3 separate regions of the Mus musculus genome follow, and all the other regions are linked to region 1. Evidence: chromatin loops called from intact Hi-C (ENCODE). Cell type or tissue: left cerebral cortex. All regions are shown on one strand. Each heading gives the region's core, and the rest is flanking DNA. Links, peaks and the distances in the headings are about the cores only.

What was found. Hi-C counts contacts between places; a loop is a spot of excess contacts. Peaks named below come from ENCODE experiments on the same cell type or tissue, not always from the same donor. Only the 100,000 strongest peaks of a DNase experiment are listed, where the experiment ranks them.
Region 2: it touches region 1 in a loop (2.5-fold over the local background); 3 of 42 quality-filtered maps call a loop at or near these places.
Region 3: a loop joins it to region 1, with 2.3 times the contacts of the local background. A loop is called at or near these places in 6 of 42 quality-filtered maps.

Annotation. Positions count from the first base shown.
Region 1 is chr14:59,226,485-59,237,496 of GRCm38, reverse strand. Rcbtb1 (regulator of chromosome condensation (RCC1) and BTB (POZ) domain containing protein 1) reads right to left here. Exons shown (of 12, transcript NM_027764.2): 8 at 10,999-11,012; 9 at 9,116-9,242; 10 at 7,459-7,610; 11 at 6,957-7,087; 12 at 232-2,278. The coding sequence ends at 2,138. Among named protein-coding and RNA genes, the nearest start is that of Rcbtb1, 31 kb to the right of the region's middle. In left cerebral cortex, for the core only: a CTCF peak has its summit at 5,377 (motif pointing right); DNase peaks (open chromatin) are centred at 5,319 and 6,851; H3K27ac peaks cover 251 bases.
Region 2 is chr14:59,150,332-59,161,343 of GRCm38, reverse strand. It overlaps Gm5142 (predicted gene 5142), which reads left to right. Exons shown (of 2, transcript NM_001004158.2): 2 at 2,634-2,841. The coding sequence ends at 2,659. Among named protein-coding and RNA genes, the nearest start is that of 1700129C05Rik, 13 kb to the right of the region's middle. In left cerebral cortex, for the core only: a CTCF peak has its summit at 5,586; a DNase peak (open chromatin) is centred at 5,540.
Region 3 is chr14:59,550,150-59,561,161 of GRCm38, reverse strand. It overlaps a transcript of Cdadc1 not described here. Among named protein-coding and RNA genes, the nearest start is that of Cdadc1, 42 kb to the left of the region's middle. In left cerebral cortex, for the core only: CTCF peaks have their summits at 4,796 (motif pointing right) and 7,007; DNase peaks (open chromatin) are centred at 3,449, 3,983, 4,803, 6,969 and 1 more place; H3K4me3 peaks cover 286 bases.

The DNA.
Region 1 (11,012 bases), core at 2,367-7,366:
AGCCAAAACTATTACTCATTCTAAACTACTTCACCTTGTGACACAGAAACTACACATTTACCATCTGTGTCCTCTCCCAGCTCCTGGCACCCACTCTCCTTCAGGATCACACATTACTTGCTCTTTTGTAGGGGGTTATCTTTTCTGACTGAAGTCCACATATTCATCAAGTTCCTCCCTTTGTTCAGACTGCATACTACTAAAGAGAAAACAACCACAACTGTACAAGTGTGCCTTCAGAGGTTGTTTATTAGCATGTCAATCAAGAAATTACATAAATGCATCCTAATTACTGAAGTATAAAACTGGTTCCAGTAACTTCAAGGATACAGTTTGGGATCTTTTAAGAAATGTGACTTCTCTGGCTTCCATTATTATATCAGAAGAAAACATTAATTTCAATAATAGTTTCTTGCTTTCTATGATTATAACCAAAACCAAGTAGAAAAATAAAAAGATTGCATTTAAAAAAAATTTGCAAACCCTTTTTAAAGGACTTTTCTTTCACTAACACACACACACACACACACACACACACACACACACACACACACACACACACACACACAAAAACACCCTAGCTGTTCAGCAAGCTAAAAGTGTGTCTTCAGCTGGATCAGGAACTCAGCACGTTTTTGTCAGGTGAACTGTCTACGGGTGTGGATTTGCAGGTGTAATTTGTGCTTTTTCGTGGGTAAGTTTTTCAAGTAAGACCACCAGTAAATGTTCTAAAGTTTCTGCTTTGAGGCCCTAAGTCTACAGGACTGAGGTTCTACAGAAGGTCCATTCACTACAGCAGTTCAGATTAATGTGCACTCATCATCTTGGCCAGGAAAACTGCCACCTAGGAGGCAGTTGTCACTTACCCATGCACCAGGCAACAGCTGTAACATGATCAGGAAGAGGGGCTTTGAGCTCTTGTTCCTATTTATCTTGTTTGTCAACACACATGCCTGCCTGTCTTTGGTGCCTCAGTCACCATCCACCCTGGCCTAGTATTTTACAAATGACCTTTTCGGGAAAGGCATGAATAGGGAGCCCTAGCTGAACGTATGACAAATGTATTCCTAACACAATTATAGAAAGAAAAAAAAAATCAACCAAAACTGGAGAGGTTAAGGTGAAGTTTCAATTAAGTTTTGATGGATTTTGGCCTGGACTCCTCCCACCACCGAAAACAGTGAGCATTCTATGGAGTCCTGTAAGAAGGGTGGCTTTAACAATCACATCAAGTCAGAAAAGAGCAGCCATGTAGAATGTGTTTGTGAGTAATTATAGGGAGAGGGGGATGGTAGTGTGCACGCTGGTCTCAAACACAACCTTAGTGAAGCACTGTTGGATAATTGGGGTGCGGGGAACCCTAATTTTTGTAACACTCTCCTCTCCAAGCAAAGCTCTTTTACCATCAGCTTCTCATAGGTACTTCTTGTCACTTCTCTATAGGGACCTAAATCTTTTAGTTCTTCTTCTTTCTCCTTTATTGTGTCTTTGTGCAGACATGGTACATGTGTAGCAGTAAGGGACAACTTATAAGTCAGCTCTCTCCACCATGTGGATTCTGGGGATTCAAGTTAAGTCATCAGGCTTAGTAATAAGAGCCTTTACCTGCTGAGCCATCTTTCCAGCCCTAGGTGCCTGTCCCTTAAGAGCATCTCAGCAAACCTAGTATTTCTTGACTGCTTAAGTGGGTTTAATGCATATTAAGACTATTTCTTAAGAGACCCCCACAGTGCTGATGCCCCCACAGGAGGTTGGTGACAGTGAGCAGCACTCAGGGAGCACTGGGCAGGGCCTGTCTGCCACAGACCATGTGGAAAGGCTTGTGGCCAAAGGTCTAGGGATATTTTCCTGGCTTTCTTAATACAAGCTCAAAACATCCTCTCATCAAAATTAAAAGAACAAAAGCATGTAAACTTTCATCCTTTCCCAAAGCTCAGTCAAATGTAAGAAAAACACATGTAAAACATACATGTAAAACATACATATCTAGACACAGAGTTGTAAGAAATGGACTCACAAGAAGCAAATATCCTTCATATATTCCTACAGAGCACTGTCTATGGTGTGGGGCTTTACCTGCAGATCACCGCACCCACAGTGCCCCAGAGCTCTCACACCTAGCCCAGCAGCCTTGGCTTCAGTTCTTAAAGGCTCCACATTTACTGGCTTTAGCAATGAACTCCTTTAGCAGGGGACCATCCATTTGCCAGAACGCAGCCGTCTGGGTAACTTCTGTCAAATGATTGATGCAAAACTTAAAGCAGAATTCTTCTAAATCCTGGACACATACAACAAAAACAAGAACAGGGAGAGGCCTTTGTTTATTAACTGGGAACTGTTTCTCAGCTAGTCCCTCATCCCAACTCTCTTACCCTTCCCAGAAGAGATACTGGAGACCAGATACCTCAAACCGTGTCATCAGAAAACCACCTGCCTTCTACTCAGAGCAGAGTAAAAGCAAGGTTTCCCTAAGTCAAGTGTGGCAGACACACACGCAGACACACACAGCCACACACAGCCACAAAATCATCTAGGGCACTCCAATGTATGAATGCAAACAACACTAAATAAAAGCTTTTCAACCAAAACTCTGACTGGTAAGCTGTAAGGAACTCTCCAACCTTTAGATGAGGGGCCGTGCCTTCCTGTGGGAGGAGAGCATGTAAATAAAGCTCAGAGTCTTCACACGAGAAACTACAACTTATAAGTCTGTGAGAAATTACAAAGTGGATCTAGGGTAGATCCAGTGTCAGATTTACTGGAATTAGAAGGAAACAACAAATTTTAAAATCGCTAATTTGAAAAAAATCCAAAATAAAAACAAGAATATTGTGTGTATGTTCTGTATGTTCTGTGTGTGTGTATGTTCTATGTGTATGTTCTGTGTGTATGTGAGGCAGGAGCACGGAGGTTCCAGGAACCCCTTGTGGAGCTGGTCCTCTCCATCTCAGGAATGGGTCCCTGCTGGGCTGCATGGAAGGGAGCCCACGAACCCTCATGGGCTCCCACTCCAAAGCTTTCATGATGAAGGCATTCCAGTCATCAATCTGAAAACCAAGTTGTTTTTTCTTTCTTCCAATTTTCTTAAAACAGTGGACTAGTGACCCCAAAACTCTGGTTTAAAATGCTAAAATAGCAATCACTAAATTCTTATTTAGTCAGTGGTGTTCTTACTTCACAAAACTTCACAGTGGTAATAGTGAAACACTACCCATTCTTTAAAAGATCACCCGGCCAGTGAAACAGGTTGTCCAGGGTTCTCTATCCCCAACAGTGAGATCCATTCCTGGTGGTAAAGATCACCATCCCAGCTTGGCCAAACGCAAAAATCGCATAGTTTACCTCAGTGTATCAAATATAAAATATCCAGACCAGCATGGCCTCCACTTTTGTTTTTCAGAACGTATTTAAATGTGTAATTATGTGTGTGTGTGAGAGAGAGAGAGAAGGGTACTTTCTCTTGCTACCTTAAGAATTTTGAGGCTAAGGAAAATGTAATTGCACCCTCTCCAGTACAACAATAACAATGCTGACTGCTTAGCTCTCAAAGCAAAGCCCTGAACCCCAGAGTCCCTTCCAGACCTCTCCTGTGAGAAGGGAATCCATGTGCTCCCCTTGGTGTGTAAACACATTCCGTCCAGCAGGAGCTGCGATGTTGAGATCGGGCTTTAGTTCCTCACTGCTCTGCGCTGGAGCACTGTGAAGTGCTCCTCCTCCAAGTCCGCTGTGAAGTGTACCGAGTTTGACGGTGTGCATTCCTAGGATGTTCCCACAGCGTTGCTTTTGAACACACAGCTACTAAGCTGCATTTCTTTTATACGTTAATTTCAAGTTTCCCCTAAAAGGTGCATGGAGGGGTTGGACGATTACAAAGCAGGTAACTGAGTAGTGGACTGCCTTCATCTTCTTGGCACAGCATCTGCTACGGAAAGCTGGGCTTCCAAAATTAGTTTTTGTAACTGATAACCAATCTCAGTCACTTCCGATCAACTAACAACATACATAATAAATGGGTTTGACTTGAGCACTCAATACTATGGTCACTTGCTACATTTCAAGATATTAGGAAATAAATATAAACATTTACTCATCGATCACAAGCTCAGTGTCACAATCTAAGTGTATCACGAGGACTCTTCTCCTTTCTACATGGATGTGTCATGTTTGTGGAATGTAAGGCTTGTATGATATCTTAAGTACTTTATAGTGAAGTGTCTTAAACATATTTGTCCATTCAATATATATTTTTGGTGTTTCAAACATATCCAATTACTCAATTCAGCATGTGTTTTTGAGCACTGACTCTGCCCACACGGTTTCAAGCTCCAGGGAATCACATTCATTTGTAGTCGTCTCTTAATAGATTTATACCTAAGCAAAGACGAGCAAAGGACATGGGCTGCTGCCAGCCGCAGCGGCATCGAGTTCTTCCTGTAAGGTTGTTTTTGTTTTCTCTTATTTTAGACAGGGTCTTCACTGTGTAGCTCCAGCTGGACTGCAGCTCATTACGCAAAGCACATATACAAAGCAGGCCGCCTCAAGCGCCCCGAGATCCTCCTGCCTCTCTTCACTCTAACCGCTCTGCTGGGATTAAAGGTGCATGTCTGGCCTTTTCCTCTAAACATTTAAACTTTTTAGGTGAAAGTGGGGAACAAATTTCCAGTAACAGGATCTAGGCTGTGGGCCTCTAGTCAGGTTGTCCTGGCTGGTGTAAACCAACAGGATTGATCACAGAACATGGAAAATGTGGAGAAGCACAAGAAGAGTCTAGAATCAATCTCCAAATGGAGAGAAAAGGGTTCTTTGGAGTCAGTTGTGTTGGATGGTGTCTTGCTGGGGCAAACACGTGAGGGAGTGTTTTCCTGAAGTGAACACAGGTGAAAAGCTAAAGGCAGACTCGTGAAGGAATATTTCCTGAAGTAGACATAAAGCAAAAAGATGTTCTGCTAAAGTAAGCACATGAAAGGACATGTGATAAGAGATTCTTTGCTAACTACATGCATGTACTGGTCTCTTTACACTGTGGAGTTGAGCTCCAGTTGTCAGGACTCCATAGAGAGAAACTGCACCAAAAACCTTCTGGAGGTGTGCCATGGCATCTAGCTGCTTCTGCGGCAGAGTGATGGCAGCTGAGACAGACACACGTGCTAAGGCAAGATTAGTGGAGGACACATGATGTTTGAAGGGATAAAAAAGGACTTGAAGGACAGTAGGTGGGGCTGAGCTAGGCTTGCTTATACAGCTAGCTGTGCAATGCCTGTTGTCTCAGTATCTTCATTTCACTGAGAGGCACAGCTGAGAACTTTTTCTGGAGTTCCTGTTGGCCCTGGTCCCTCCTGCTGATTCATCCTGAGGCTGAGGCCTGGCTGTCCCACTAGGTGGTGCCACCGCTGCTGATTCCTGTTTGCTATCTCGACTCTACCCAACTGGATTGCTGATGTCTTTGAAGTCTTTGCCAGTGGCTCGAGCTGCCACTGTTGACCTGTGAACTGCACTGCTGATTTCCAAACAACACTGACTGGAGTTGCTCCAAAGAACCTTTCTAAACAGGTCCACATCCCCCCTACCTTTGGTGGGTGGTGGGCTAAAAGGGAGGTTAAAGTGTTTAAGAACCATCATTAAAAGTAGTAATTGAAAACAATTCAAGTTACAGTCAATGCAATTTAAAATTCTCCTGTTGTATAAGAATGAGTCTAGCACAGGCTCCTAGTGGTATAGGAAGCGGGGAAGCTAACCCCTCTCCATCTTTCATTAGCTACAATTCACGCTAACCACATTTCCATTTGGTGTCAGACTCCACAGTCAGCTGCATTTGACCTTGTGAAATATTTATTACCATAAAAGAACCTCAAACAAAAATAGGATCCATTTTGAAAATAAAAGACATAATGGCTAACTCAATCCCTAAGTCTGTCTGTCCTCTGCTACACCTCAAGGGCCAGAATGTGAGTTTTTGATAAATTCCCAGTTATTGGAGACTGCATTGTCAAATGACAAAACGCCTCTAAAATACAGACTTCTGATATCCTTAGCAAAGCCAGCCTTCTACTTTTTATGAATCTGTAACACCAACCAGGTCAGCTCTGAGTTCATTAACAATGTCTCCTGCAGCCTTTTGTGGCACTGTCTCCACGGTTCAACAGCCTCAGCTGCCATGCATCAGCACGTGGACTGGGTGCTGTAGCATACCGTCAACCAGGGCCAGCTTCTGCTCAGAGTCTGTGGCTCGGCTCAGTCAGAAAAGTTCAATGGCAAACATACTCCAGAACACTCATCAGACTCTAGAAATCTGAGAAATGCAGCTCTGAAATCCAACTAAGTTTAAAACTAACAAAATGGGAACTGCTGAGATGGCTCAGTGGGTAAGGACAACTGCTGCATAAGCCTGGCAACTGACTTTGATCCTTGGAATCCATGTAAAGGTGGAAGAAGAAAACTGACTCCCCAGAGTTATCCAGACATGTACACACACACACACACACACACACACACACACACACACACACAATGCATGTGCACTAAAAACTGTTAAGTTAAAAAAAAGAGGTAGTATACAGTAAGTTCTTCAGAGAGGAACTGAGCTACAGCACAGGGACAAAAGTCCAGACCCACACGGATGTAAAGCCCACAGCACCCGGGGCTTCTGACGGTGGACTCGGTAGAGTGGGTCTGGGACAGGCAGATGCACTCATTAGCAGACTGAAAGTAAAGCATGCTGCCCGTCAGCCCGGCTGAGTCCAGCACTGTACACGCCCACTGTGCAGCCTTCTGCCAGTTCCTTAGAAGCAAAGCAGACAAACAATGATTCTGACTGTGAACGAGATGTAAAGAAGCAAAGGCAGATTTCATTTGAGGCTTGTCACTGAGTCACTAAAGGAGGTGACACTAGCCATGCTGTGTCACAGAAGAGCGGGAAGTGGGCTGACGGCGAGGGAGCCGGGGCACTTCTGTGTTACCTCTGCGTCATATCTGACTGCAGCAGAGAACAATGAAAAGGCGTTCTCCACAGTAATTCCTCGCTTGATGATGTGCTGACAAAGCCTCTTCAGTCTGTTCTCACAGTACGACGTTGCCAAGTCCAAAAGGCCTGAAAGGTAGAAGAACGAGATCTCAGCAGCTCGCAGTGCTGGGACGCTGGGACTGACAACACGGGCATTTCATGGCCAGCAGCTTGTGTTTACTTTCTATACTTTCTTCCAGAGTAAAAGAGTAAATTCTCTTTTTTATTTTATTCCTAAAAGGTTAAATGCATTAGAAACTCAGACTCTCATATTAAAAAATCTAAGTTTATAGTTACAAACTGTCCATAATTTTAAATGATACTAACATTTTAGAGATGTTTACTTAAATACTTTTTAAGTATATAAAAGTCAATACACCTGTAAATTACTATATGTTGCAGCTCTAAGAACAGGAGACAGCGATGGCCACATGGCCTGGCTAGTCCAAATGCAGTACCTATAGCATCCTCAGGAGGCAGGTCCACTGTGTCTGTGTAGAGGTACTGGAGAAAGGCACGGTACACAGGGTAAGAAAACTGGTCTATCTCTATCACTTCCTTCATATCCTCATTCCAATAAGACTGAAACATGGACCGAAAGTGCTCACACCTACAACAAAAGCAAAGGTTTAATGGGAAGGCTGAGTTCAAATAAACAGGTATTAGAGGTACCCTTTATCTTCTGTGCTGGCATAAGCTGGGGTCACTAACTATTAACACCAAAAGTATTTGCTATGCAAGGACTTTTTTGTACACTTGATTAAAATCACTTTCATCTTGGTATCACCATTTAACAGTATCAATTAGTTAAAGAGCCTAGAAGTTCCTAGTACTTCAACAGCATTGTGTCCATCAGTCCCCACTCCAAGCAAATGTTTGGATCATTTGTTTTGGGTTTTAGGTATGCAGAAATGCATTTTAAACAACACAGTGAGGGCTGGGAATGTAGCTTAGTGGTAGAGTGAAATATGGTACAAAAATATATAATATTCACTCAGAGTTATAAAAAAAATTGGTTCAGGGATAGTTACTTTGAGAAGTTAAAAAATATTTCTAAGCAAGGCGTAATGGAGTAATGAGTTAGAAAAGTTATAGAAGATACACACACACACACACACACACACACACACACACACACACTCTTAGTTGAGCAGAGTCATAGGCAGAAACATGTGTAATGGTCTTTTCATCTACTTCTGTGGTTCATATAGTCATTGGTCTAAGGAATTAACAACATATAGTTTTGCAGCTGTCTTAAAATTTATTATTCTGCTGCTTCCACCCAAAAAAATGGTGGGAAGTACCAGTCTCCTGCAATGCAAGTTCTAGCCCTGGGCCTCTCACAAGGTAGGCAAATACATTGCCAACTGAACTGTATCTCCAACCACCAATGGGTTTTTAACTGAATTTCCACAAAGACATAAGCGATTAATTCAATGGTTTGAGTTTTCATGTGTTTTCTCTGTAGTGGAAATCTAAGTAAACAATCATTCAATCATTACTAATTAGTGCTCAGTCCCTCACATTCACTCAGGAACTCCTGCCACTTATTCTATTGAAACAACTTTTCTCTAGGTGGCAATCTGCATCCCTGAAGGGCAACCTGACCTTGAATAGGAGGATCCTTACTGACGAAATCAGCATGCAAATAAAGTATCTACAAAAACTATTTTTAATTTATTAATTCATTCTTTTTTTTTTTTTTTACTGTTGGGAAGTCAAACCAGGGCACTGGCCATGCTAAACAAGTGCTGTACTACTGAGCTACATTGCTAGCCTATTTCTAATCTGGAAAAAAAGATAAGAACTAGGGATACTTGCCTAGTATGCACAAGTACTGGCTACAATGTCCAGGACTGCAGAGAACTAAACAACAAAACAAAAACAAAACATTCCAAAAGCCATAAATATTTATACTCCCCTCATTTCCTAAAAGTTGCATGAACACAAGTCAAAATACTCCTGGGTAACGAGCAGTAACTATCTGCTAAAGACACTAAGTTGCCACGCTTCTTTGTTCTGCCATAGCCATTTCTTCTGAGCATCTATTCTGTGCTGTAATAAACAAGTGGAAAGACTAACGGTACTGATAGCTCCAAAATCATGCACAAATACCTGATTTTCAGAACAGCTTTATGGACATGAATATATTTTCCATCAATTCGAAACTTTAGATCAGCAGTTTCTGGACTATCAAATTCTTTCTTCAGTGACTCTGCAACTGTTAAAAAGTCTTCATGCTCTGAAGGCAACAGAGACACTGTTAACACACAAAGCTCAAGAGACAGTCGGCATGAAAGGCCTCCAAAAGATAATTATGGCGTCCCATTCCACTCTATTTCTGGTCAATAAAGTTCATGACTCAGTTGACAAACCCACTTCCCAGTATTAAAGTAATTCATCTATAAACTACCAAAAAAAAAAACAAAACCCAAACAAACAAACCTAAATGGGTATGGGGGGGAAGTCAAATGACAGTCTTCCTGTGTAATTGAACATGAAAATATGCACTAAAAATAAACCTCACAGGTAGTTTATTGAATACAACTGATCTCTCATGAGCATAGCAGTTTCTCTTCTGGCATTAACAGCTTAGCAATTTTCCTGACTGAAACACTGAGAACTTCTTGGCTCTGAATTGGGTAGTTAGTTGGCATATTCAAACCAAGGTGGAGAATCCAAAACATCTGACCATGCAAATAGTTCTCAAGCAGAGACACTTTTTTAGCCATCAGCTCTGAGAATTAATGGTAAAGCACTAATACTCCCAAGCTGTCCTTCCCTACGGACTCAAACATTTACAGGGAAATCGATGGCGCTGCCTGACATGAGCTGCTGTGAGGAGGCTACCTAGGAGCATGGTGTTTTTGTGAACACAGTCAAGGATCCAGTACAAATCCATCCAACACTTTATATGTATGAAGGAACAAAAATAACAAACGACACTGAGAAAGATCTACCCAGAGGCTGGTACTGAGACAAAGCAGACAAGTGTCCACTGTCCTGGGCTGAGAACAATGGATGAACCGGGAGTGTTGCTTGCTTTGAAAAACAATGATGCCTTATATGAAGGACCAGTCTTCCTTCATCCCACAGCCTAAAGGACTCAGAGAAAAGTATGGGAGTGACTAAGGTGAGAATGTCCAGGGCATGAATGATGGCTAACCACTCGCTCAAAACAAAGGTTTTCATAGGTGCTTCAGCATCTCCTCACAGAATAGACCCTTTCCCCTCTTGATCTATTATGACCAATACTAGGAATGTAGTCATGTATGAGATAAGGCCAGTGTCTAGTTTTACTCTCCAAACAGTATCAAATAGTGTTCTGAAAATGATCTCTGCACACCAACATACAAAGACCTGAAGAAGCCTTTCATACTAAGGCCAGCTGGAAGAACAAATGGAATATCAGGCTGTGCTGTACTGACCTATTTGCCTGTGTATGCTAAACAAAAATGTGATTATAATCAAACGGTCCCACTCACTGAACCAAATTTCTTTTTCTTCTCTTTTGGTCTTTGTATTTATTGCAAATATACATTGTGTTACACTAACTGAAATGCTAAAATACATTTTAAAAAAATGTTGTTTCTCCTTAAATTCAGCTGCAGCTTAATTCTTTTTTTTCATGAAAAGGGATGCGGGTGAGGCATGGCTGCTTAGGGAGTTGTGGTTGTCTTTTCGAGTAGTGAAAACATTTGGAGCTTAATATGGTGCAACGTGGGTGCAAAGCATTGTGAATGGACTAAACGCCACTTGACTGTATTGGTTAATTTTGTTATTAAATATGAACTCAACGAAAATAGAAGTACTTAGGCAAGAAAAAAATAAGACCACAGAAGTGTTTCATAACCTATAAAGAAATTTGATTATTATTCGGGAAAAGCATTAAAACTAGCTTACAGAAAACATCCTAGAACCCAAACAACTTACAGTAAGCAATTATGTAGGGAATGGGACTTGGTGACCCTGGGTGGAAGCGGGTTTAGGCAGCTTACCTACAGACAGGAGG
Region 2 (11,012 bases), core at 2,931-7,930, 77 kb after region 1:
TGTGTTACCCCCATCCTGTCAGCTCTAGCCTTCAGCCTGCTCCCCAGCCCAATCTGTCCTTTCTGTTTTCTTTCCTTTCCCCCCTCTGATCCACACTTTCCCCCATTATCCCACCTTATCTCTATTCTGGGCTCTTCTTCTTTTCCAGACTTTTCTCTGAGCACCGTGTTCACCTTGTCCCTTCACTATTGGACCCAACTTCTAGCATTTCAGTTCAATAGTTCCCTACTCTCTTTCCCCAGTGCAAAGCCAGCTGTGCTCTGTCAGTCCTGATGAGCCAATCTTCCTCCATGGAAGGAGCCACCTGCCACACCTGCCGTTCAGCAGTGTCATGGCTGTGCTTCCCAAACAGACTGACCTGGTGTCCATGGGAATAAGGAAGACACAGCCAGCATGCTCCTGGAGCAACACTGTATCCATTTTCCTCATTGGCCTCTTCTCACTATCTGAACATACCTGGAAAATATCCTAGATATATGAGTGGAACCAATGCCCCTAAAGATTTTACAGCTAACAGTCAGGGTAATAACCTAGCTTTTCCCTATGAACTGAGAGACCTAGAACTGGTCATGAATCTCACTCACTGTTTCCTCAGGTACCAGGGAATCTGCAGCCAGAGACTAGAAATCATGAAGTGGTAGGGAGTCAAGCCCTGGTTAAGCTTGCTGCCTTTAAGTAAGTGTTGGCAAGTACAGATGCAATGGAGGTGCTGCCTAAAAAGACAGGGCATGGATCTAGTCTTGCTGGGATGTGAATCAGAACTCAGTTTCCTATTTGGTTCCCTTGGTTTGGATGGGAAGCCATGCCCTGGGTGGCTCAGCATTCTTCTGGAAATTTGAGATCAGAGTCTGCACTTGTTCAAGTTGCCAAGTATCAACTAATTCCATGTACTTGTTTATCATTATGAAACTGGGGACAATGGCCCTTGGTACTTGTACCATACTTCCATAAACTTTCTATTCAGGAGAACTGGATTCAAGCATTAATTTAGCTACAATTTCAGAAATATGTGCATGTGGCCAGATGAGACTTGATTGACCCTATGTGGGCTTCCCTGCCTAGGAGAATTTTACACTCTTCAATATAGGGAAACAGGAGTTCACACTCAATTGGGAAGGTTGCCTCATGTCAACGTGTAACTTTTGATGAATATGTGTCTGTCCTCCTATTTACTTTCTACTGTAGATGAGCAGCATGACTACAACAACCTTTAGTGTTAAGGCCAGGGTTTTAGCAGAGGCTCAGGGGGGTAGACACGGGGGAGGACTGCTGTTTACTGCTCTGCTCCCTGTGCTTTGCTTTCTTAATATTAACGTGGGCTGCCAGGCCAGGAGTGGCATCCCCCAAATTTATCTGGGCCCTCCCATACCAATCATTAATCAAGAAAATTCCCTCCAGGCCTGCTTACAGGCCAATATTATGGAGTTTTTTTTTTTTTTTCTCAACTGAGGCTCCCTCCTCTTGTTTAATCCTAGCTTATGTTAAGTTGGCAAAAACCAGCCAGTGAAATATCCTCTATTCGTTGTACTTGTGGATTCTCTGAGTGTTATGTGAAAATACTGCTTTTTTTTGTTCCGTTCTATGAGACTTCAACAGACACATTATTCCATCAAATATGTCTTAAAATGGAATTCCTACAAAAAGCAGTGTGGTTTCTAAAATCTAGGCAGTCAAGCATAAGGCATCCTTTAGCAGCCTAGAACTCCTCTTGGTTTGGGCTACACATACAATACTTTTCTAATATGCACTTGGCAGTCTGAGAGCTGCACTACGTATGAGCTCTGCCTATGCAGCTGCCTATGCTCTGCTGACAGACAGCACTCTGACGCAGTGGAGATTCTTCTGCCTTCTATTCAAATGGATTCTCAGTACTTCCTGATCCAAAGATAGAAGGACCAATCTGGCCTGAACTGGTTTTAGGTACGCGTATAGTAAGATAAAACTGTGTCCTCTAGTAAATTTTACCATCTCATGTCTATGTATAATTGGGTATACATATGACTAATAATATATTCTGGGAGGGAAATATGTAGTAGAAAAATGATTATATAAATCTATCAATCAAAATAAGAGCCACACTCACTATGCCTCTGAGTAACCAAACACCTCTTTCCCTTGAACCCCATAAATAAATACCTTGGACAGTAACCAGGACTGTATATTCACTCTGTGGCTCTTGGCTCTCTAGTCTGACCTATTCTATAGATTTGCTTTGAATAAAGTTCCACCACTACTTCTGCAAACTGTGTGAGCCTATACTCTAATTGCTTAAAATACCTGGCCTAGACCTGAACCAACAGTAACACCAGGCCCACATTAGGACAAAGTCAGCAGCCACCTCTAACCTCAGAAAATGACTTTTCCCTTGAGTTCTGCATGTAAGCTCCCCTCTGCACCCAGCTTTCTATTGGAGTAAGAGAAGGTAGGAGCCTAGGATTTTTACAGTATATTCTATTATTACACTTTTGAGCTCACATGACAATATCTCCAATTCAGAAACAATATTTAGCAAGAAAAGGACATGACAGAGCATTATTTAAGTCCTAGTCCAAATAATTTAAATCCAGACCTTTCCAGCTCCTGGTAGGCATCTGTCTGATCATACTATTTTTTGTTTTGTTTTTCTTTTCCAGCCAACCAGAGGAACCTGAAATGCTAAGACTACAAGATTCTCAAGTAACTCCAAGACCCAAAGTTACAACACTGTCTACAAAACCTAAAATATGACATCTAGGACAAGATGATTATTAGAGAGGTAGCATACTTACATGTAGCCATCCTGTGTATTGAATATAAACAATGTGGGCACCATTCACAGAAATAAATGTTTCACTTGTAAATAAATCAATGATTATACATTTGCTAATTTCATACAGAACTGATTCCCAAACAAGGGAAATTAATAGGGAGAAGAATGATATATTTTATACTGGCAAAGGGGTTAGTACTCAGTGAGGGAAAGGAATACACACGTGTGATCTGCAGTGTCAGGTTCCTTGAGGGGAAATTACCGTAAAAATGAAAATGGAAAACAGATGAGTATAGACATACATTTTTCTCAGCCTACTTTAATAAGCATTCAACCCCCCCTCTATCCCACCAAAGGAAAAGTTATTAGGATACAGGGGAAGTAGACCTGCTTAGAAATAGTTCTCTGGGGGTGAGTCCAATCTTCGTTGTCAGGATATCAGCAGTTAGTCCAGTAGAAAACACCAAATATGAAGCAGCAGCTACAGTCCAGGCCTCTCAGCAGACACCACATATGAACCAGCAGCTGCAATTCAGTCCTCTTTGAAGACACCACACATGGACCAGCAAGGGAAGTTCAATCCAAAAGAAACCAGAAGGCCTACCAACTGGCACAAGGCCACAGAAATAGTAAGAAGCCACAGGAACCTCACGAGAAGTTCCTTGTGGAGTTTCTCCCTATGTTGTCACCACAAGTGAGTTCAACAATTCAATGTAAGGCAAACTAGTACATGTGTGCTGTTAGCGAAGAATAGCAAGGCAGAGTAAAGCGAACCAATGCTTGAGCTCCTACTGTCTGGTGGTCATATTTATATTCTTTCTAAACATCACATATCCTTTCATATATTTGCTTTAGCAAAACATCATTTGACATAACTGATTTTTCCAAAGAAACCAGAAGTTTCCACTTCAGTTTCCACTGAAGGTGAGTCTATTTTTGTTGGAAATTTCACCTTCCCATCATCAGAAATGGTACAAAGAAGAGAATGAAATCACCAAGGTGATAGCTCTCCTTGATCATTTCCTTCCTGTATCAATAGCAGGTCCTGCATTCGTCTTGAGGTTACAAGATAGACCACAACTGCCACACCCACTCCAGTGGAGTCTGCAAGACAAGTCCAAAAGCTTGGCTGCAGTCCTGAGGCAAAAAAGTTGCACAGAAATGAGTCTCCTGGAGGTCCTTGGCATCCCATAATATGAATGTGGTCCAGATTTGTCCTTGTGATAGTCTGTGGAGGGTTTTGCATGCCTTCTTTCAGTATAGTTTTATTATAGGAGCTCCCAAGGAATGATTTGACAAATAGCCAAGTTAGATTGGACATTGCTTCCTGGCTTCCACCAGTGTCCCAACATCCTAGTTAATCATTGAGCCGACCTTGGGCTTTGAATTTCGTAAGAATGCTACTTGTTCAGATGAAATGCCTCCAGTGTTGATAGATAGTGAAAGAAATCAGGCATTGCAATTTACTGGATAAGAGTTAGAAATCCCAGGGCAAGTTCAACAAAGTAAACTTAGAATTCTCATTAGAGTCATGTATGGCAGACTACATTACATAATAATAGAAAGAAGGTGGGTTGTGGTTTAAGAAGGAACTAGAGTAAATACTACAGGGGAACGCCAGGGCCAAAAAGTGGGAGTGTGTGGGTAGGGGAGTGGGGGGGAAGGGTATGGGGGACTTTTGGCATAGCATTGGAAATGTAAATGAGGAAAATACCTAATAAAAATATTAAAAAAAAGAAAAAAAAAGAATAACAGCTGAGTCACTCCCATACACAGGAATTTACAATGGCTTAGGAAGAAGGTGGGGTATACAATAGACTAGAATTGGAACTACCGTTAGGTCTTCTAAGTATTAGCTGACTTTAGATAGGGTTGATTTTTTATCTCAGTTGTAAACAGTGCCTGGCTCCTGCCAATTTTCATGGATGCATTTTTCTTTTTTGTTTAGAGTCATTATGCATCAGATGACCTTAATGTATCTTGGCTGATGTATTACCTAACTTCCTTGTTTTCTTCTGTAATGACTATATAAGTCTGATGTTTACTTTGAAAGATTACACTCACAGGAGACAGCCAACTCTACTTGGCCGCTATCTCTTGGTAAGGAACTCCATAAAACCCCAACTATGAAGCTAAAATATGGAGATGGAAAATTAGTGTCAGAAGAAGCATTGGGGCAGAAACTTTTTATGGAATACCCAAAAGATGCATGGTCCAGGAAAGCAATAGTTTATTTCAAATAAATGAGAAGCACATACTGGGTCAACATGAATAAGATAATTTTATTAACTTCAACCTGTCTAGTGTATATGGCTACCAATATTTACCCACAGGGAGCTGCTGGCATCTAACACCTTGTCCTACTGAATCCTTAACAATATTTCCCCAGGTAACAATACTTCCCCTGGAAACTAACATCTGAATTCACCTCATTCCTGGAAACCAACATCTTCCCTCACCTAGGATGAGCTGACCAAAGGCTCTACCCACTATAATCTGAGTACCCTACCCATCCCTGCATCTATGATTTTCCCCTCCTTCCCTAGACACCGTAAGCACTTTAAGGAAGGAAGCATATATTCTCTGTCCCTTTCAGGGCATCATTCAAGCATTGTATGTAAGACCTGGCAGCAGGTTAAGACACATCTGGCAGGAAAGGAGGGACAGCATGAACTGAGGCTCTGCAGCCTGTCTAGCATGCTCACCCAGACAGCACAGAGTAAACAGCTAGAGGGACAGAACTGTAAAGTTTCAAGAGCAACCTCCAGACTTCCCTTTTCCATGCAGGATTCACCAGTTAAGGTTTCCAAACTGTTTTCAAATAGCACCACCAAGTGTTCTAGTTGAGGCAAAGGCAGCACTACCAAATTCCCTGAAAGAACGAAACCCTTTTATCATACAAAAGTGTAACATTTATGCTCCAGTGTACAAAAAATCAGTTAGGTTCACTAATATATCAGCAATTGGCAGTAGGAAAGTTTTTCAATGTATTGGCGTAGGTCTTAAAATTGTTGACTGATGACAATCATCATGATAATTATTAAGATGGCATATACTGTTGTTTTACAACCCCATGCCCACAAACTGAAAAAAGCATTTATATAGCCATTAGGGTGAAAAACAAGGGGTTTGTTGTACTGAAAACTGAAGAATGTCAACTTTGTGTCCAAATCTCAATGCCCACGTCTTGTAATGTTCTCAAGTAAAATAAGCAGTAAATATTTTTATGTCTCTAGAAGTCCCACAGCAGCTTTGTGTGCACTGTTCTGGTGTTTCTGGGTCTTGTCATTTTTGTGTGTGGCTGCTCACCTGTTGAGTATTGGCTTCTTTGGGTAATGTATGACTTTGTATATGCCTACATGTGTGCACATGTATATAGAGGACTTGACAGCTTCTACAATTGTTCTTATTTTTCGTGATAAAAATTTTATTGGACCTGGAACCCACCAACATGTCTACACTGGCTTGCCACTATGATCTAGGAATCCTTCTGTCTTGATCTCTATCCTCATTCCCAGCACTGAGCTTAAATAGGTGAGCACAGCCTTGCCTGAATTTATCATGGGGGATAGGGATTGGGACCAAGACTCTTTATCCTGTGTGGCAACTTCTCTATACAATAAGCCACCTTCCCAATGTCCACTTAAATCTTATTTGACAAAAATTGAATGTTTGTCATATATGATGTTTTGAAATGTGTATATATATATAAATAGCTCAATGGGCTAGAAAGATGGCTCAGTTATTAAGAGCATTTGTTGCTCTTCCAGAAGACCCAGGTTCAACCCAGTATCCACTGGGTGGCTCATAACCATCTATAATTTCAGTCCCAGGACATTTGATACCCTCTCTTGACCTGTTCAGTCACAGATATATCTGCAGCCATAAAGGTTTAAAAATGTAACTTAATTGCCTTAACAAACATAAGAATTACTTCACATACCTATCCTTTTTGGTGTGTAATAAGAACACTTTAAATCTACCACTGACGTTATGAAAGAAAGCATACACTCCAAATTAAGGAATCATCAGAGAGCTCTTCTTATTCATCACAACTCAGACCAAATACTTTGACCAACAACCTACCAAATAAGTAACCAGTAACCCAAATTGCCATCTACCAACAGCCTGGTGTACAAGAACTGTCACTACTCAGGCCCTGGTCTTCAAAACGAGTCTTCAAGTCACATCCGTGTTACTCAGAATCAATAAAAACCATTCTGTACTGAGTTTTGTTTATTAAGTATTTTGCACAAATGGATGCTGTCAGTGTTTAGACTCCATTAGTTATGCAATTATAAACACCTTACTTACTGTAATTAGTTTTAATTACTATAATTAATTCAGAATGTCTCAGTCTCCACTGAATGGGAATAGGATTCTAGACAGTCTGTGGTATCTTAGAGTCACCTGAACAATGACAGAGACCTTGAAACCAGCCATCCCTCACTGAGACATGCTACCCTGTACTTACCAGATTATAGATTTTCTCCTTCTGTATTTGAGAACCATCATTTCCTTCTTCAAAATGTATCTGCATGTTTTTTCACTTTTATCTAAACTTTAATGGCTCTTTTCAAATCACTCATTCTCCTGAGTTTTCCTTTCTTTTCCCTCTTCTCAGGCTTTCCCCGTCTCTCTCCATTACTTTTTACCACTCTCCCTGGCATCTTTTCCCAACATTTTCCATTTGCAAGAGGTACTCTTAGTAGAGTTGAGAGAGCCTTTTGAGATCTCCAGATATATGTGACCATCCACATCTATTCTCAAAGGCTACAACAAGCTCAAGGGTTTCAATGCCTGTGGGTCACGACAATTGAAAAATACATATTTCCAATAATCTTAGGAATTCCCAAACATAAATTTATTTTCATTGCTACTTCATAACTGTAGTTTTGGTACTGAGCAGTGTCTCAGTTCCTAAGACCATTGAAAATATGTGTTTTCCAATGGTCGTGACCTACAGGTGGAGAACTGCTGCCTCAGAGGAAGCTGAAAGAGGCCTCTCAGCCACACTGTATTTTGTCTGGTGGAACTATAGCTCCAAGACTACAAGGCATTTCCATGTGCTAAGGCCTACATATCTTAGACACAACCTGACCATTGCCATTCTGTAAAATGAATTATTTTTATTATAAATGTATGTATAAATGTATAATTATTGTAAATTAATCCAGCAGCTGTATTTCTTTACCTTTGCTAGTCCTCTGTAGGCTTTGCTTTTTCAAAACCTACTTCAATTATGGCTCTTTAACACTTCAACCTCTAGCCCACCACCCACTAGAGGTAGGGTAAATGAAAGGTAAATAGGAAACAGGGGTTATGGACCTGTTTAGAAATAGTTCTTTGTGGTGACCCCAGTCTTCACCGTCAGCAGTCCAGTCTACTAGCAAAGCACCAAACATGAATCAGTAGCAGCTTCTTGATCCAGAAGAAACCACAAGGCTCCACCAATTGGCACAAGTCTGTAGAAGCAGCACAAAGCACCTGGAGTACCATCAGAAATTCTTTGGTATGTTTCTCTCTACAATGCCATGACAAGCAAAGATCATTGAAGAGTTGGGGGACTGAAGTGATGACTCAACAGTTAAAAGCACTGCCTGGGCTTTCAGAAGCCCTGAGTTCAGTTCCTAACAACCACATGGTGGCTCACAATCGTGTGTAATGGAACCTGATTCCCTCTTTTGGTGTATCTGAAGAGAGAAACAGTCTACTCACATACACAAAATAAATAAATCTTTTAAAAAAGTTGCAAAGTGAACCAATGCAAGAGCATCATACACTGTCTGTTGGGTTATATTTATACTCATTCCAAACATCAGGTGTCCTCTCAAGTGTCTGCTCCAGCAAAACGTCGCATGCCCTTTCACCAGACAGCTTCCAGTAAAATGTCCATTCTCAGCGAAGTATCCTATTATAATACAGCTTCCAGAAAAAGATCACAGGACACAACTGAGTCTCCAACAAAACTAGAAATCCCCACGTCAGTCTCCAATAACCAAGACTAAGATTTATTAAAATTGCCTTGAACAAAATACTGAGCAATTATTATTCCATTCTAAACCTCCAACCTAGTCAGACTTCCTCCCAGACAATATCTCCATATTACTTGCATTTTTGGGGGTACTTTTTTTTGGTCCAGCTCTCTTTTCCTGATGCTTCCTTGGCCTCTTCTCCTGGTCTCCTCCTTCATTCCTGTCTATTTCTCCTCCTCTCTGAGAATTGGAAGTCCCACCTTATTCTCTCTAAAGGTCTGTATTGGATCATTGGCTTTTATTGGCAAGACAGAGAATGACTGAGGAGCAATGTTTATATACCAAACTTGAGAAAAGAGATTCTAAAAATAAACATAACAAAGCCAGCTCAGTCAGTCAATAAGGTCTCATGGGAGGGAGTGAGGATTGAAAATGAAGAAAAATAATTAGACAAAATTATAACACGACTCCAGCCAGTATTGAGGCTGAATCAGGTTTATTTTTCTCCAGCCTGCTTTTATATCATTCTAGGTACATTCAAAATTCATGTTTAGTTCTTAGATCAAAGACAAAGTAATCAAGTGAAGTAGTAAACAAGATCACACAAGATAGTAGTCAAGCGATAGGATCAGAGGTGAGGACACATCTGCCCCAACACTGGAAGTAACTTCGACCAGCAGGGCCCAGACATCCAAGAACTCTGTCTGCTCAGGTGCGCAAGTTCCTTCCAGTCTGGGCTGGTACCCTGAGCAGACCTTGGGCGCAAACTCTGCAGCCAGTCCTACAACACCCAGATCAAGCTCCATTCCTATGCACTCTAACATGCCTAGGATCCCAGAATCCCAGGATCCCAGGAGTTTGGTCACACCAGGATCTTAGGGTCCCAGAAGCAGCCTGACTTCCAGGAGCTCTGACACACCCAGTATCTTAGGATCCCCAGATGAACTCTGAGGGGTTCTGACACAACCAGGATCACAGGAAGGACAGGCTCCAGTCAGATATAACGAGGGCAGGTAGCACTAGAGATAATCAGATGTCGGGAGGCAAGCATAAGAACATAAGCAACAGAAACCAAGGTTACTTGACATCATCAGAACCCAATTCTCCCACCATAGCAAGTCCTGGCCACACCATCACACTGGAAAAGCAAGATTTGGATCTAAAATCACTTCTCATGATGATGATAGAAGATATTAAGAAGGGCATAAATAATTCCCTTAAAGAAATACAGGAGAACACAGGTTAACAGGTAGAAGTCCTTAAAGAGGAAACACAAAAACCTCTTAAACAATTACAGGAAAACACAAGCAAACAGGCAAAAAAAAAAAACAAAACCAAAACCATCCAAGACCTAAAAATGGAAACAGAAACAATAAAGAAATCACAAAGGGAGAGAACCCTGGAGTTAGAAAACCTAGGAAAGAGATCAAGAGTCATAGATGCAAGCATCACCAACAGAATAAAAGAAATAGAAGACTCTCAGGTGCAGAAAATTCCATAGAAAACATTGACACAACAGTCAAAGAAAATGCAAAAGCAAAAACTCCTAACCCAAAGCATCTAGGAAATCCAGGACACAACGAGAAGAAAACATCCCAAACCTAAAGTAAGGGATGCCCATAAACACACCAGAAGCCTACAGGACTCCAAATAGACTGGGCCAGAAAAGAAATTCCTCCCATCACATAATAACCAAAACACCAAAATCACCACACAAAGAAAGAATATTAAGAGCAATAAGGAAAAAAGGTCAAATAACATATAAAGGCAGATCTATCAGAATTATACCAGACTCCTCACCAGAGACTATGAAAGCGAGAAGATCCTGGGCAGATGTCATACACACCCTAAGAGAACACAAATGCCAGCCCAGGCTACTATACCCAGCAAAACTCTTAGTTATTGTAGACAGAGAAAACAAGATATTCCATGACAAAACCAAATTTACACAATATTTTTCCATAAATTCCACCCTACAAAGGATAATAGATGGAAACACCAACACAGGAAGGAAACTACACCCTGGAAAAAGCAAGAAAGTAATCTTTCAACAAACCCAAAAGAAGATAGCCACACAAACATAATTCCATCTCTAACAACAAAAATAACAGGATATAACAATCACTTTTCCTTAGTACCTGTTAATTATCGATGGAATAAATTCCCCAATAAAAAGACATAGACTAACATACTGTATATGTAAATAGGACCCAGCATTTTGCTGCATTCTGGAAATTCATCTCAGTGTCAAAGACAAACACAACTTCAGAGTAAAGGGCTGGAAAACA
Region 3 (11,012 bases), core at 2,133-7,132, 320 kb before region 1:
GTGTCCTGAGATGAGGACCGTCTTAGAAGGCTCACCAGGAGCATGCAGAGCAGCCCCCTAAGCATCCCACGCCCATCAGCCAAGTAGGCAGGGTTTCTGTGTTGTGTGGGATTACTATTGAAACTTTTGGTTTTTTTGATGGTGGCCTTTCTGTGTTTTCCTCCCTCGGTTTACCGAGCTTAAAAATGTGTTATTCACTCATAAGGTTTCTTCTTTATGCCCTGAATGGTTCTACTTTAGGATCAGCCACAACCGCTTGTTTTTGACACACTTTGGGGCCCGTTCCATGAAACACTGGCTCTTAGGCTCCCTGGTACTGGAGGTGAGTGACTGGATAAAGGCACTTGCCACCAAGCCTGACAACCTGAGCTCAATCCCCAGAACCCACTGGAAGGAAGGAAGGACGGATGAACGGATGGAAGGACGGACGGACACAGAGGCAGGGGAAGGATTTATCAAGAGATTCTTGGTACCAGCAGTAGCGACCACATGCACTGAGTTGAGCGAATTGTTTTACAAGAGGAAAAGACAATGCACCTGGTCGAACCTGGGGTCTGGGTGACTCAGGGCTGGTGACAGGGGAGGTGGAATGGACCAGGGGTTTGCAGTTTTCTGGTTTTTCCATGGCCCAGCAGATCCCTTGTTGAGCGCCTGGCTACTGTTGAAGCAGGTGTAGTCCTGGCTTGAGTCAGGAAGACCATAAAGGGGACACTGCATGGTGGCTCTCTTCTGCCCCATCACTCCTGGAACTCTATCTGCTGCAGGTATCATGACATTTACTGAAATTCAAGCACCCAAGTGCTGGGCCCCTATGGTGAGTGCCCAGCTTGATAAGTAATGGAGTCTAATTGAAAAAGAGAGAGAGAGAAAAAAAAAAAACCCAGAAATCTTGATGAACTAAATGGAGTTGGGAAAGTGTGATTTGCTTATTGCAGACTGAACTGAAAGCAGTCTTGATTTTCGAAGGAGGCCAGTATGAGTTCCCTCCAACACGTCTGTGCAGAGCTCTGTCATGCAAACTGCCCTCTGAATGGAGCCCTTTGTTGGGGTCCTCCAGCCTCAATGCTGATTTCTCTTTGCTTTTATAACACAAGGAAACCAACCTGGACCGTAGTGTTTTAGTGCTTGCCACTGCTGGTATTTGAGGCTGTGTCATGGGGACTGCCTGAAGTTCTGGGGCTGATCCCACGCCCATCCCAGGATACAGCTGCAGCAAATGCAAGACCGACTGTGAATATCAGCACGTGTTACCATGTGGAATCTTAATTATATATAATTTAGTGCTTTCAGAGCTGACTTTGAAAGCCACTGACATAAAAAAAACTTTTAAGTATTTAACTCAAAAAAAAAAAAAGTTAGATCCAAAGATCATCTCATGCTGTGTAACCACGGCTCTAGAGCTCTTCTAGAATTCCTTAACATTTGAGGATAATGATTTCCATCATATGATGTTGAGAGGGGTTTTTGTGAATCAGGTTTGGTGTGGAGTAGCAAGAACACTAAAAGAAGCAGTGATCAGCTGAGCTGCCCAGAGAGGTGTCGACTGGTTCAGATGCTTGGAAGAGACTTAGAGCTACCTACAAGGCATTTTCTCCACCCTGTCGAGCTACCCGAGGTTGTACAGTGTACTCCAGGCTTCCAGCTTTCATTAGCCATCACCCATGCTGGGGTGGGCATTGGTGAGTGAGGCAGATGTCTTTGAGTCACTTCTGCTCCTATAAGCAATGCTTCCCCCATATTCCTGTAAGCAACCTAATAAATGTGTTGATTCACCAAGTTGGCGGTGTCTGTCTTTTGTTGTCAGTTCTGGAGTGAGGAAATGTTATGCATATCTCCCTAGGAATAGTGTCTCACAACCACCTCCCTTGAGACAGGGTCTCTAATTGGCTGAAGCTCATAAATTAGGCTAGGCTGGCTAGCCTTAGGGATCCCTCTGTGTCTGCCATGCCAGTGCTGAGACTATCGGCATGCACCCTTATGCCTGGTATCTTTACATGGGTTCTGATCTTTACCAACTGAGCCAAGGATTTTCTAAAGTCAGGCATGTTTTATTAGTTAGCAGAGTAAAGTTTTGATGGCACTGGCACATTGCATTCAAGTGGACCACTGACATCAGCTAGTTGTGGGTTAGTTATCTGCAGGGGACTAGAGGTGTTTTGGGTGTAATCATTTCCACTACTGGGGCTCATCCTGGGCATTTCCTGGAGTGTAGCCACACCCACCTAGATGTCCTTGCATCAACCGGAAACTTCAAGAACAGCAGCACCCTTATACTGAGTGGTGTGCTTGGTGGATGGCCCTTGTTCAAAAGGCAGTGAATGGATCCCTATTGTGGAAAATATTATGTGGGGGTTTCTACCCCACTTTAGATGATTTATTTCCCAAATAGAAGATGTGAAACCTTTATATTTATATAATAAGCCTTAAAGCACTAGAGCTGGGCAGATATCAGCCCTCGATGCTATTTTGTCTACTTTCCTGTCGATAACCCCAAGACATTAATTGTCATGTTCTTGGGCTTCTCTTTCTCTAATAGGCCAGCCCTCAAGGCCATGTGCTCACAATCTACCTACCCCATGGCACCTTCTTCCTTCTTTCCCTTAGTGGTATCTCCTCAGACCCAGAGTCCAGGAACTGAAATCCTGCTTACCTTTCATCTGCCCAGGTAGGCTGGTGGCATCTTATTTTAGTTTTAAGTTAAGGAGCAAGGTTTGCACAACAAAAGCTGCATATGTGAGAATTCACTGTCTTGGAGTGACCAGACTTTGGGATATAGAATTTGGTACTGCAATACATAGCAACAGACCAAACCTCAACAGATCCCCCCAACCCATCTGTGCAGCCATCTTTCTGGGTCTTCTCTAGGTGTGGCCGGTCACTCAGACTGGGCTCTGAGGCCATGATAAGGAAGAATTCACACCTCTCTTAAAACAGATGTCTTTACCAAACTGTTATTTTTGTGAAATAGCCTCACCCCAGCCATTCCCTCCTCTGTGTCATTGGTCCTTCAGCAGGGACACAGACCTCTTTGTCTCATTCTCCACCACATGATTACCCATCAGCATTTGAAGTTAGCCATTGTGTGCTAGCATCCCACGACAGCCTCCCACTCATTTTGGAGGCTCCCTGTGATGCTGAGGTCTGCAGTGACTGTAAAGGATTTGCCACACCAGGGCTTTAATTTCACCAAAGTCAGGGTAAGTTCCAACTTAGACAAGGAGATGGAGCCTCAGAATAACTGGTTTAATCATTGTTTGATAATAATTGACAGGATAACACCTAAACCTACTGCTCTAAATTCCTGATCTTCCCGGAAGTCATGACTTTTGTCCAACCTCTCTCTGGTGTCACCTTTCTTCTCATGTAGAACTGTTTCCTATGTGAGAAACATTGATGGCCCCAAATTTTAGCTTTCCTGTTTTCACACTTGCTTTAGTCACTGTTACATTACTGTGAAGAGACACCATTACCAGGGCAGCTCTTATAAAGGAAAACACTTCGTTGGGGCTGGCTTACAGTTTCAGATGGCAACAGGCCATGGTGCTAGAGAAGTAGCCGATAGTTACATCCGGATCCACAGGCAGAGAGAGAGAGAGAGGAGAGAGAGAGAGAGAGAGAGAGAGAGAGAGAGAGAGAGAGAGAGAGAGAGAGAGAGAGAGAGGAGACAGACAAAGAGACAAAGGCATAGAGACAGAGACAGAGGCAGGACCTAACATGGACTTTTGAAACCTCAAAGCAGACCTCCAGTTTCTCCAACAAGGGCACACCTCCTAGCCCTTCTCAGATAGGGCCACTCCCTGATGACCAAGCATTCAAATATATGCATTTCACCTACTGGCCTAGAAAGTTGTCCTGGGTATGAAGTTGCTGTGCTTTGGGGAACTTGTTTTGTGACACTTCCTCAACTTTCAACAAAGTGAAGGTCACCGTATCGCAATCCTTTCCTTCCTTGGACACATGGGCTGGCTTCCTCAGCACCTGCACCTTCACTCACAAAGCAATAGCTTGGGAAACGTTTCCTACTCCTAATGGCCAAGCCCTCCTGGGTCTCCACAGCCTTTACCCCTGGACATCTAATCCTCTCACTCACGTCTGGAGACTGCTGCCGCCAAGTTCTTGTTCCCACAGCTGTGGTCCAGTGCTGACTCTACCCCACCCCCACTCCCCAGCTCCCTCTCACACCCACTCAGTCTCTTGCTTTATGTCTCTCTTGGGAGCCCAAGTCTTCTCTGACACCCAGAGGGCCAGTTCCCAGCTCCCACAGAGTAAATGGCCACTGGGCAGTTCCTTCAGAAGGGTCTGGCCACTGGCTAGAAAGAGACAGTGTACGGGAGTGACCCCGGTCTAGATGCGAAGATACCTGCAAGAGTCCAAGTGTAAGGTGACGTCGCCTGACAAGCATCAGGCCACCCAGAAGCCCTTGTTAGAGTAGCCCCAAAGAATTAGAAACTTGCAAGTTTAGGGTTTTCAACTCTATTTCTATCTTTAGTTTTTATAGTGCTGTGGAGGAACTCAGGGCCTCTGGCAGGCCAGCAAGTACTAAGCTACAACCCCTGCTTAGGAATTTTGTTTGAGGACTTAAAATGGGACTGTGGTTCTGACCCGTGGATATATTTAACCCAATCTTGCAGCGTGATAAGCACCTTGTCAATTTTGCTCCTAATGAGTAGGCCCGGTAGACTCCTGACAGGCAGTCACTTGATCAGTGATTTAGTTTCAGCCTAGCCACACAGATCTGTTAACTAAGAGTCCCCCAGTACTCCAATAAAGATAGCATTGTTTATTTCAGCCAGCAGGGGGCAGCATGTCCCAGAAGTTGAAGGAGGGGCCTTTTGGAAGAGAAACTGATTTGTGCAGGGTTACACCAGGATTCTGAATTGAGGAAAAGAAAGGCAAGGCACAGTTCTGTCCAAACCCCAGACCCGTGAGAGCCTGTAACCCACTGACAGGCAGCTGCATCGTGAGCTCCGAGGTCTCGAGTCCTCAGGAGCCGTGGGGATGAAGTCACCAGGATCGACCGATTCTAAAGTCAGCCGATCAAGACACGTGAGGGTGGAGCATGAGGTGTGCTGTTACTGAGATGTAGGATGGAGGAAGGTGAGGCCTGTAGGAGGTAAAAGAAGACAGCGCTGTGACAGGAGGCTGCCTCTGGGTTGGGATGTGGCTCAGTTAATAAGAGTACTTCCCTAACATGCATGAGGCTTTAGGTTCAATCCTCAGCACTGCCGACAGGTGTCAAGAAGCGAGGGTCAGAAGTTTATAGTTGCATTAAGCTACACAGAGCATCTGAGACCAGCTTGGGATACATAAGACTGTCAAAAAAGAAAGGCTGTAGCTGGGTAGATTTGTGTGTGTCTGATGCACATAGGACCCGAACCACTGCAGAAGGTGACCTGCTGCATCTGGCAATCTCAGAGCCCCGAAGGCCTGGAAAGAGGACCTCAGGAGGTGGGAGGGCAGCAAGGGTGAGCTGTGGGGCTCCTCCAGCCGAAAAGAGAGAACACTCCATGCTGACTCACTTAAACAAGTGTCCAGGGACAGAAGCAGGGCTTGGGCTGGGCGAGGTGCAGAAGGGAAGGGTTTTAACTTGGGCTGCACTGAACGAATTAAAACGCGAATGAGACACTGATGCCTAATGCAACCAAGGCAAACAGGGCTTTGAAACAGGACATCTGTCTGTGTGTCCTGGGGCCAGAGTGGCAGTGTGGGTATCAGAAGTCGGGAGGTTCTGAGGTTTGGACAGGAAGTGTCTCTTAAAAACTCAGGTGGCAGGCTTGCAGTGGCAGGTAGGACTTTCTCCTGGAAATGACTGGATCATGGGGTGCTGATATCTCATCAATGGGTTCATCCATGGATGGGGTCATGACAGGCTGGTGCAAACTGTAGGAGGAAGTGCCTGTGGAAGGAAGTAGGTCACTGAGGGAGGCGCGCCCGGGAAAGATTTATTGTGCGTCTTTACCCTACCCCGACCCCACACAATCTCTCTCTGCTTCCTGGTGACTGTGAGGGAAGCCATTTCCTTTCATCACATTTCTGCCTCACTGTGACATACCTAAACGCACAGGGCCAGACAGAGCAGGCCACAGTAACCGTTTCCTCCTTCCTGTTGTTTTCCTCAGTCATTTAGTGACAGCGAGGGAAAGTTACTAACACAGTCTGTCACCTGGAGGCATGGCCCATTGGTTTAAAATCAAGAGTTTGGGATTATGGTCAAGGATTAAAATGTGCCTGTTGCCCGAGAGTCAGGAGGAGAGACCTCTAAAACATGATGTGTCTAGAATGTGTCTCGCCCAGGAAGGCCTTCTAAAGAGGAGCCAAGAAGAGAATCAGACTCACTTAGAGGGTGGAGAAGCAAGGAAACAATGCAGGAACAGAGAACTTTCCCTAGTGCTGCTGGGACGGCATCAGAGAATAGCAAACCTCAGAAAGATGAGCAACCATTCACATTCCAGGTGTGCTCACAAGGAGAGGATCATGGGTGGGCACCAACACTTCTGTATACTCTGTTGACTTAGAGGTACACCAGACTCTGCTGGGGTTGTCTGGTACAGTGCATGGAATAATATGTAGCATGAAGATTCACGACGAATAGCATCAGATAACACAGAAAGCACCCAAGAGATAACAGGGGTCACAAGGCAGCGATGCAGCTCAGTGGTAGAGCTTGTGTAGTCTGTGCAACCCCGGTGTCAGTCCCTCTGCAGACAAAGCACAGTGAGTCTGTGGCAACAATTTGAACAGTTTTATTACGATTTCACACACTAGCTGGTTTGCCCATTTAAATGAATACTTCAACAATTTTAGTGTGTTAATTTGCGGATATGTGCAAGCACTGCCATAATTAGTTCAAAAATTCCCGTCACCTCAATGAGAACTCTCCGCCTTTAGCTGTCTCTCCACATAGCCGTCTCACATTCCTCCCTCAAGCCTGGAGCTTTCTGTCTCTAGACTTCTCTGTGTTGGACTTTGTATGTGAACAGCACCATCTAGTGTGTAGCCATGATGTGAATGGTTCTTCCAACTAGTTGAGATTCAACTACAGAAGGAGTGCATTGTTTGTTTTGTCCTAGTCAGGTTGGTTTTTATTTTATCTTATTTTCTTTCTTTGTTCCTTTTTTTTTCTTAGATAGCTGTTTGTTTTCGAATGGGGGGGGGGAAGATGTGGATTTTGGAGTATGGGAAGGTGGGGAGGAGCTGGGAGGAGCTAGAGAATGAAATCATAATTATAATATATGATAAAAATCTATTTCCAATTTAAAAAAAAAAGTCGAAAGCTTAGGTCATGGGCTCTGCCTTTGTGCGTGGCCGTGATGCTGTTGTTTGGCCTCTGTTACCCTGTGTTGGTGCAGTGAGGTCCGTATCAGATGCTGCTGGCTCAGTGATGGACACCCCAGCCTCTAGAACCAGGAGCTGATGCTTTTCTGCTCCTCTTGCATGGCTGGAGCTCATCTGTTCTGTTTCAGCAGCAGCAGATGGGCGAACAGTGGCCTTTTGTGCCTGGCTTCTTTCACTTAGCGCAGACTCACACCGTGTGGAATGGGTCGGTGCATCATTTATGTCTGCAGCTGGAAAGTTTGTGTGGCTACAGTAAATTTTGTCCACTTACCAATAGATTGCCCTCTTTGGAGACTTCATCAGGATGCCTCGATAAACATTTCCTCGTGTGAGTTCCTGTGTGGGATGTCTTCATTTCTCTCAAGTGTACATCTGGGAGTGAAAGTGCTGAGCCATGTGACCAGTGTGCTGGTTACTGTGGCTTCACACCCTCACCCACAGCCTGGGCTCCAACTTCTCTGCATCTTCACTAATGCTTGTTACCTAACCGTTTGGTTCTAGCCATTCTAGTTAGTATCAAGTAGTGTCTTCAGTATCTTTTCTCTCTCTCTCTCTCTCTCTCTCTCTCTCTCTCTCTCTCTCTCTCTCTCTCTGTGTGTGTGTGTGTGGGGGGGGGGGTTTGAGGTTACCCTGGGATTCACTATGTAGTCAATGCTGGCCTCAGACACAAATCATACATTTTACCCTCTTGTTTATTTGCCTATTGATCAATCAATTGCCCTTTGATGGGTTTGATTTGCATTCAGCTACCTGGGCTGTGGATCCTGGCGGAAGTAAGTTGAGTGGCAGTTGTGCTATCTCAAGGCTTCCTGCCTCTGGATACCATGTGTCTTCTCCACCATGACCATTGCACCCTTTAACTGTGACTTCTCCCTTTACTGGCAAAATCAACCCTCCCACCCCCACCACACACACACCAAAACCAAAAAACCAAACCAAACCAAACCAAACCAAAAAAATACCAACCCTTTTCTCTTTAAGTTGCTGGGACCATTACATCCCATCATTTGGAAAAGACAGGAGCCAGCTTGCCTCAACTCCACAGCACCCCTTGCTCCCTGCCCCAACATTCTTTCTGTATGTGACCATGTTTTCAGGGGTAAGCATGATCATAGGCGAGGCTGTCAGAGCGTCAGCAGGGGAGGAAGGAACTAGTCACTGGGAGGAGTTTTGTCCACTTCTTTTCAATCACGTGCCATCATGTAATGGTTATGGGAGGTCAATAACACACTTCTTACCATATGACGCATCTTGCCTAGGAGTGTAATCATATATTTAGGGATGTGGAAAGAGCCATTATGGGAGGCTTGAGTATCTGGAGTCAGCCGGAGTGGGAAACTGGATCTGAAGAGTTCCCAGGTATGTATATGTGTATGTGCACATCTGTATATGTATGTACACATGCGTGTCTTTATAAATTGTTTTCTTGTATTTTCATCCCTTGCAACTTGAAAGGGTCCTGTCCTACTCAGTTCCGCTTGATCACTATTGATTCGGTGCTCCTGAGCTGGCTGCAAACATTGCTTTAAGATGAGTCAGAGTTTAATCCTTCATAGGTTGGGGGCAGGCAACCTGTGTTTGGCCAAAGTAAACAGCGAAGTCATGAATGTTTAGGGGGTGAGCCTGCGGGATAGCGGAGCAGGAGACGTGCATGCTACTAAACTCAATAACTGGCAGGAAGAGGCTGAAGGGAGAGCCTGCAGTCCAGGCAGGTGTGTGTGTGTGTGGGGGAGGTGGCTGTGGAGATGTCTCTCCCAGCCCGGATAAGCTGAGGTCATGAGAGGGCAGATGAAAGCGGTTGCCTGTGGATTCAGTCTCAGCAAGGACAGATCCAGTTACCAGCTAAAGGATCTGACTTAAAGACTCAGAGGAGCAAGGCCACTGAAAACATGCAAAAAATGTGGCGATGCAGAGGTGGCGCCAACTGTCTTGTGAACTTGTCCATCCTTGTCTGTTTCTTCCAAGGCAGGTCTTTTTTCTTCCATGTGGGCAGTTTCTTCTAAATGAGATTTTGAGCAACCTGAGCAGGAGGGAGGTGTCCAGCACCAGCCTGAAGGGTAAGGGCTGATTGTCTCTGAGCATGGCTGTGTTGACAGGACCCCAGAGCCAAACAAACCCATCAGGGCAAAAGGTGACTGACCTCTTTGTGCCCAGTGAGGAGTGGCACTAAGACACTTAAACCCACTCAATTCAGGACAGAGCAGCAAATGTACCTGGGTGCCAAGAATGTCCCCTCCCCTCCTTACAGTCAGAGAGATGAAAATGGCCTGACCCAGGAGCATGCCCAGATTGGTGAGCCACCTGGCAAGGGACAAGTGGAGACAGTCTCAGCTGGACTCAGGCTTCTCTGGGCTCTAGGTCTCTTGCCTCCTTTGTTCCCACATCCCCCACTGTCTAGAGGGCAGACGAAGCCTCAGTCACTCCAGCACCTCTCCAAGCTGGACCCCAAGGACGTCTCATTTTATGGCAAACTTGGCAGACTTGCCTTCTGAGGTTGGTAGGCCCCCAGAGAGGAGACCCTTTCTCAGGGCCTTGCTAGAGGAGGGACAGCATCTGGCTAGAGTTGGAGCCTTTCCCATATGGAGATTTCAGGTGCTGTCTCTTTTCTTGCCCCGGCTCTCTCATCTACATTCCCTGGCTGCTGGCCACAGTTTCACCTGGATTCAGATGGGCGCAGCAAGCTGACAGCTGGGTAAAGCTGCAGTGCTCTGGTCAAGGTGAAAGTCACAGCTGAAGCTGCCAGAGGCAGGCCAGCCAACTGTGGGTGTGCCCTTTTCTTTCCTCCCACACCCAAGGCAAGACAGAGTCTCATTCATCCAGGAAGGGCAGGGCATGGCCATGTGAATGTCACACTGTGCCTGGAGAAAGGGCAGAGGCTTTCTTTCCTCACAGAAACAAGTCTGCAGTTAGGTCTTTGCCCTTCCTCTGAGTCCTGGGTCAAGAGGGGCAGGCTGGGGACATAGTGAGACCCTGGTCTGTGGTCAGCTACTCTGTCTTTTTGTTGTCTTCTTGCTGGTTTTGTTTGTTTGACAGGGACTGGTGTCTCCCAGACTGGTCTTGAACTTGTTATGTAGTTGAGAATGATGACTTTTTGATCTATCTGCTTCCACCTTCTGAATGCCAAGGTTACAGGCATAAGCCACGACACCCGGTTTATGCAGTGGTTGAACCCATGGTTTCATGCTTGTTAGGTGAATGCACTACTACCAACTACTTAGTTACAGCCCTGCCCCCACACTCCCTTTTTCAGATCGGTCTTCTATGATGCCCAGGCTGCTCTGGAGTTCATGAGCTCAAGTGATCTTCCTGCTTCAGCCTCTAGTTAGTCATGGCAGTAGGTGCAGACACAGCCTGTGGATGCCACTTCTCTAAAGGTCAGCCCATTTTGTGTAGTGACGGGGTTACCCAAACCTTTGGATGATGAGCTGTGACTGACCTGACTAGCTGACAGTGTTGCATGTGTGCAGGGAGAGGCCTAGCTGCATGGCTGTGAGTAGCTGAGAGTTGTCCCAGTACACCCAGATCTGAGTTCTCCTCTTTTCTTAGGCCATGTGGGGATGAGGGGCCTACCTAGAAGGTAGGCTGGAGCACACCCTTGTGAGGACAACCTGTCTTCCAAGACTCAGCATTTTTGGCTTTACTGCCAGTTGAATGATCAGGAGCAGGCCCCCTCACCC